Regions from separate parts of the Homo sapiens genome. Here region 2 is linked to region 1. The links are chromatin contacts, found by Hi-C or POLR2A ChIA-PET in ENCODE. All regions are on one chromosome and are shown on one strand. Each heading gives the region's core, a stretch centred on a gene start or an enhancer-like site at or near the end of the contact. The rest is flanking DNA. Distances are from core to core; before and after follow the strand shown. Region 1 overlaps C12orf56 (chromosome 12 open reading frame 56). Region 2 holds the start of C12orf56 (chromosome 12 open reading frame 56).

Region 1 (2,626 bases), core at 46-2,545:
TTAGGACGAACCCGGGCACTTAGCTGTGCAGGAACAATGGCAAGCCTTTAGCCCGTTCGGGAGCGGCACTGGGCGTCTCACTGGATCAGGAGCACAGCGGACACCCTGCCGGATCCGGAGGGATGGAAGTCAGTGGCGGGTCTGCCAAGGCGGCAAACAGGAGTGGTGGACGGGGAGCGAAAGCTCAGCTCGAGCCGTAACAAACAGACAAAAAGACAGTGCAGTTGCAAGATTTAATAGAGTGAAAACAGAGCTCCCATAAAAGGGAGGGGACCCAAAGAGTGTAGCTGTTGCTGGCTCAAATGCCTGGGTTTATATCCCGATCATTGTCCCTCCCACTGTGCTCTCAGGCGATAGATGACTGGCTATTTCTTTACCTCCTGTTTTTGCCTAATTAGCATTTTAATGAGCTCTCTTTACTACTGATTGGTTGGGTGTGAGCTAAGTTGCAAGCCCCGTGTTTAAAGGTGGAAGTGGTCACCTTCCCAGCTAGGCTTAGGGATTCTTAGTCGGCCTAGGGAATCCAGCTAGTCCTGTGTCTCACCATCACTACAAAAAAATACAAAAATTAGCTGGGCATAGTGGCACATGCCTGTAGTCCCAGCTACTCAGGAGGCTGAGGTGGGAGGATCACTTGAGCCTGGGAGGTGGAGGTTACAGACAGCCCAGATGGCACCACTGTACTCCAACCTGGGTGACAGAGTGAGACCCGGTCTCAAACAAACAAACAAACAAAACCCCTCTCTTCATATCCTTATTTGAATTGTTTTTTCTTTATAGGATCCATTAGCAATGTACAATTAAAGGACAATCAAGTTTCAAAACTTAAAAAGTCCTTTCAGTGGAAATATCAGGGCTCCATGAAGGACAGGCACAATACTTTCAATATATACAGTGCTTCATTCTGTGAAATAAAATGTATTTCCGAAATACAGTTTATTTCTGAAAACAGAAACGTATACTAAAAGATTGCAGTATCAAATCTCCTCTAGTCAATGGGTTATTACCAGCGAGGTTCAATGACTTCCTTGTTTTAACAAGCATTCCTTTTGTGAGAAAACATTTGTGTTCAGTCTTAAACTACCGGTTCTCTTTGTTGCTTACTGTGAAATTTTGCATGTCATGTTTAATACTAAATTCTACCTGACAGGGACCAGCAGGAGAGCAGTACACCATCCAAGGACTCAACTCTCTGTCCTCGTCCAGGCCTCAAAAAGCTGTCCCTTCATGGCCAAGGTGCCTTTCGACCCCTACCTTCCCCCTCCAGGAGGAGCTCTCAGTCTGCACCAACAACTGGCAAGGCTGTCAGCGAGCCATCTTGCACAACAAACACAAAAGAACCCCAGGGACTTCCAGATCACAACTCCATAAGTGAAATTCCTTTCAAGTGCAATGGGAATGGAAATGAGTTTTACTTAGGAAATTCCCTCTTAGATTCCCCTTCACAGAGCAACTCAAATTTAGAGAAAAAGGAGTCAGAACTTCATTTGTATGTTATTTCCACAACCTCATCAATATTTCTGCACTTAAAAAGTTCATGGAACAATTATATTATAGTAAGTGTCCTCCTAAGTTAACCTTAACCTGAATTTTTATATTTTTATTTTTTAGAGCAAACAAGCCCTCCTCCCTCCTTTACCTCCCATTTTGGAAATTTAGCCTTGGAATTTAATAATATTGTGAAAAACAAAATGTACTGAACAATTAAGGAGATGATTTTATTTAGGCGATTGCAATAGGGAAAAATGCTCATTAATGAGCAGTTTCTGGACGGGCATGGTGGCTCATTCCTGTAATCCCAGCACTTTGGGAGGCCGAGGTGGATGGATCTCTTGAGGTCAGAAATTCGAGACCAGCCTGGCCAAGATGGTGAAACCCTTGTCGCTACTAAAAAATACAAAAATTAGCCGGATGTGGTGGTGCGCGCCGGTAATCCCAGCTATTTGGGAGGCTGAGGCATGAGAATCAATTAAACTCCAGAGGCGGAGTTTAATTGCAGTGAGCTGAGATTGCACCACTGCACTCCAGGGCGACAGAGGAAGACTCCATCTCAAAAAAACAAACAAAAATCACCTGGGGTTTTGTAGAGGTAGGTAAGGTGAGTCATGGAAGTCATGAAGAAGGAGGGAGACAAGTCTTATCCTGGAATATGTGTGAGCAGGTGGTCTTTTGCAGTTGCTGGGGTGACAGAGACCTCAGGTAAGGTTCAACGTTGTCAGTATGATTCTGTATTGCTTAGCTGTGCTATTGAAAGTGGGTTGATGGGGGAGACCTTGTTATAGGATCAGATAAATTTGTCTAGAAATCACTAGGTTAAGTCCTTATTTTATAAATGAAGAAACTGAAATGCAATCTTTTTTTTTTTCTTTTGAGATGGAGTTTCGCTCTTGTCACCCAGGCTGGAGCGCAGTGGTGTGATCTCGGCTCACTGAAACCTCTACCTCCTGGATTCAAGCAATTCTCCTGCCTCAGCCTCCTGAGTAGCTGGGATTACAGTTGCCCACCACCACGCCCGGCTAATTTTTGTATTTTTGGTAGAGACGGGGTTTTGCCATGTTGGGCAGGCTGGTCTCGAACTCCCGACCTCAGGTGATCCGCCCACCTCGGCCTCCCAAAGGCTGGGATT
Region 2 (2,626 bases), core at 66-2,565, 72 kb before region 1:
AAAAAAAAGTTTAGCCAGACCAAAACATTTCTCTTTCCCTTTGTACTAGTGTAGTCTACAATATCTGTTTATGGATTGTAATATATTTATACCTTCTTTCCACAAGGGATTTGAAGTTGCTTATAACATACAGTATACAATAATAAAATATGTAGAAAGGGAGAATATAAAGAATATATCAAATTTGATTCAGGGTTGCTGGCAGCCACAGCAATGAACGATATGGTTTCATTATCAGGTTTTTGGGTCAATGGGGAGGGGAAGAGAATAACTTTTCTAGGATTCGAAATAAAAAATGGAACTTCTGACTTAGAGCATTTCTGTTGTGCCCTTCTCATTTCTCTAACCTAATTAGTAAGTTATTCTTGGCCTGTAAAAACTAAGGAATACTTACTCCTCTGCAGCCTCAGGGTATGTAATCCGCATTCTTCAGTCTATCAGCTTCAACTTTTCAAGATGCCAGCATCACCCATTCATTCTTCCTGCATAGATTGTCCTGGGCATTGGAAACAAAACCATATGCCTTAGGTTGGTTTGGGTGTGCTCACATCAATTCATGTGAAGAATCCCTTTCTCAAAGGCTGGGCGAGGTGACTTAACGCCTGTAATCCCAGCACTTTGGGAGGCCGAGGCGGGCGGATTACCTGAGGTCGGGAGTTGGAGATCAGCTTGACCAACATGGAGAAACCCCGTTTTTACTAAAATATACAAAATTAGCTGGGCGTGGTGGCGCATGCCTGTAATTCCAGCTACTCAGGAGGCTGAGGTAGGAGAATCGCTTGAACCCGGGAGGGGGAGGTTGCGGTGAGCCGAGATGGCGCCATTGCACTCCAGCCTGGGCAACAAGAGCAAAGCTGCGTCTCAAAAAAAAAAAGAGAAAAGAAAAAAAAAATCCCTTTCTCACTGGTTGGAGAAAGAAGACCTATGTTTACACTCCGACAATATCAGAAAGCTGTGCCAGGCCATGTTATAACCAAAAGCTAAATCTGTGTGATTGGGTTTAATAGGTTTCTAGGGTTGTTAAAAATAAATCGGTAAATTAAACTCTTTCAAGTTTCTAACAGGAAACCAGATTGAAGCTGGCTTCCATTACCAATAAAGTTTGTATTGGATGGTGTGATCCGCAACAGAGTACGCAGTGGTGGGGACTGGCATTAGGGGTGGGCGGGAGAGACCCTAAAAATCCACCGCCCTTCGGCCGCAGGGGACTTCACGGTGATGAGCCCGAGGTGCCCATCAACTCGGGCCTGAAGGACCAGCGTCTTGCCCCGCCCATCGCCGTCTGAGGTTAGGACAAAGATCGAGAGGCTGGACAGGGCTGGGGAGGGCGCTCCAGGGAAGCCGACCTAGCGTCGATTCCTGCAGTTGCGGCCCGGGTCCCCGCGCCTGGAGAGGAGGCGACGCGTGGCCGGCGGCTTTGTGGCGCGCGGGTTCCAGCGCGGGGGCGGGGAGAGGGCGAGCTGAGGGCCTCGAGTCCCAGCACTCCGCCACGCTGCGGGCGCCGGGCATGGCCAGCCCCTTGCCGTCCGGCTTCCCCGCGCGCAGGAACAGCCGCCTGGATGTGTTCCTGCGGCGGCATCTGCCGCCCGAGGTCTACGACGCGGTCCGCGCCTACGAGCCATGCATCGTGGTGTCCAACTCTGAGAACCACATCCTCAAGTATGTGGTGCTAAGCGACCGGCTCGTCTACCTAACCGAGAACCCGCCCAAGTCCATCCGGCGGGTAGTGGCTCTGCGGGACGTCGTGGCCATTGACCTGGTGAGCGGCGCGGGTGGGCAGGCGGGCTCGGGAGCGCAGTGAGAACTCCCGGCTGGGGCCCCCAAACCCAGCCCTCCTGCGCGGGGAGGGCTGCCCCATCCTGCCCTCGACTCCCCTCCTCTTATTTGAGAACGAGGAACACAGGGAAGCTGTGGATTGCTGTGAGCACTCCTAATACAAACACGTCTCCCATTCTCCTCGTGTCTGCCTGTTCACCCATTCTCCCGCCTCCCCTACCCCACGTAGGGCTACAGGTTTGAGAACCGAGCTCCCTATCAAAAATACCTTTTAAAGTCATTCCTTTGTTAACAAAGCACCTAGTCAGTGCCAGGCACTGTGCTAGACTCGGAGGATGCAAAAACGAAAGAGGGCCCCTACCTAGAAGCAGTCGCTGGAGGGCTAGAAAGCCAACACCCGTGCAAATAAATGCTGTGTGTTAAGTGCTGTTATATCTCATTTACTTTTTTGCCCCCGATGCTTAGAGCATGTTAGATGCTCAATAAGAATAAATGCATAAGGCCGGGTGCCGTGGATCACGCCTATAATCCTTACACTTTGGGAGGCCAAGGTGGATAGATCACCGGGGGTCAGGGGTTCGAGACCAGGCTGGCCAACATGGTGAAACGCCGTCTCCACCAAAAGTACAAAAATTACCCAGGCGTGGTCGTGTGCACCTGTAATCCCAACTACTTGGGAGGCTGAGGCACAAGAATCGCTTGAACCTGGGAGGCGGAGGTTGCCGTGAGCCGAGATCGCCCCACCTGCACTCCAGCCTGAGCTACAGAATGAGTGAGACACCGTTCCCCTCCACCCCCTCCCCAGCAAAAGAATAAATGCATGAATAAGCAGATGCGTTAATGAGATGCG

The links. A loop is a pair of places that touch in the nucleus more often than their neighbours do. ChIA-PET counts read pairs that join two places held with the same protein, here RNA polymerase II (POLR2A). Pooled maps may share reads with other maps.
Region 2: a pooled map shows a loop between it and region 1 (2.3-fold over the local background). The contact joins the promoter of C12orf56 here to the enhancer-like site in region 1. A Hi-C loop is called at or near these places in 1 of 168 maps with a recorded cell type or tissue (Caco-2) and 1 of 50 pooled maps. POLR2A ChIA-PET finds 5 or more read pairs at or near these places in 9 of 52 experiments (A673, AG04449, Caco-2 and 5 more).

Annotation. Positions count from the first base shown.
Region 1 is chr12:64,317,505-64,320,130 of GRCh38, reverse strand. It overlaps C12orf56 (chromosome 12 open reading frame 56), which reads left to right. Exons shown (of 13, transcript NM_001170633.2): 4 at 1,151-1,556. Among named protein-coding and RNA genes, the nearest start is that of C12orf56, 72 kb to the left of the region's middle. RefSeq lists an enhancer at 31-609. Within about 2 kb of position 1,295, at least 2 of the 41 ENCODE cell types and tissues checked have a DNase peak (open chromatin) inside an H3K27ac peak, as active enhancers do; they include A673, where a contact is called at or near this core.
Region 2 is chr12:64,389,447-64,392,072 of GRCh38, reverse strand. C12orf56 (chromosome 12 open reading frame 56) reads left to right here and starts at 1,315. Exons shown (of 13, transcript NM_001170633.2): 1 at 1,315-1,759. The coding sequence starts at 1,508.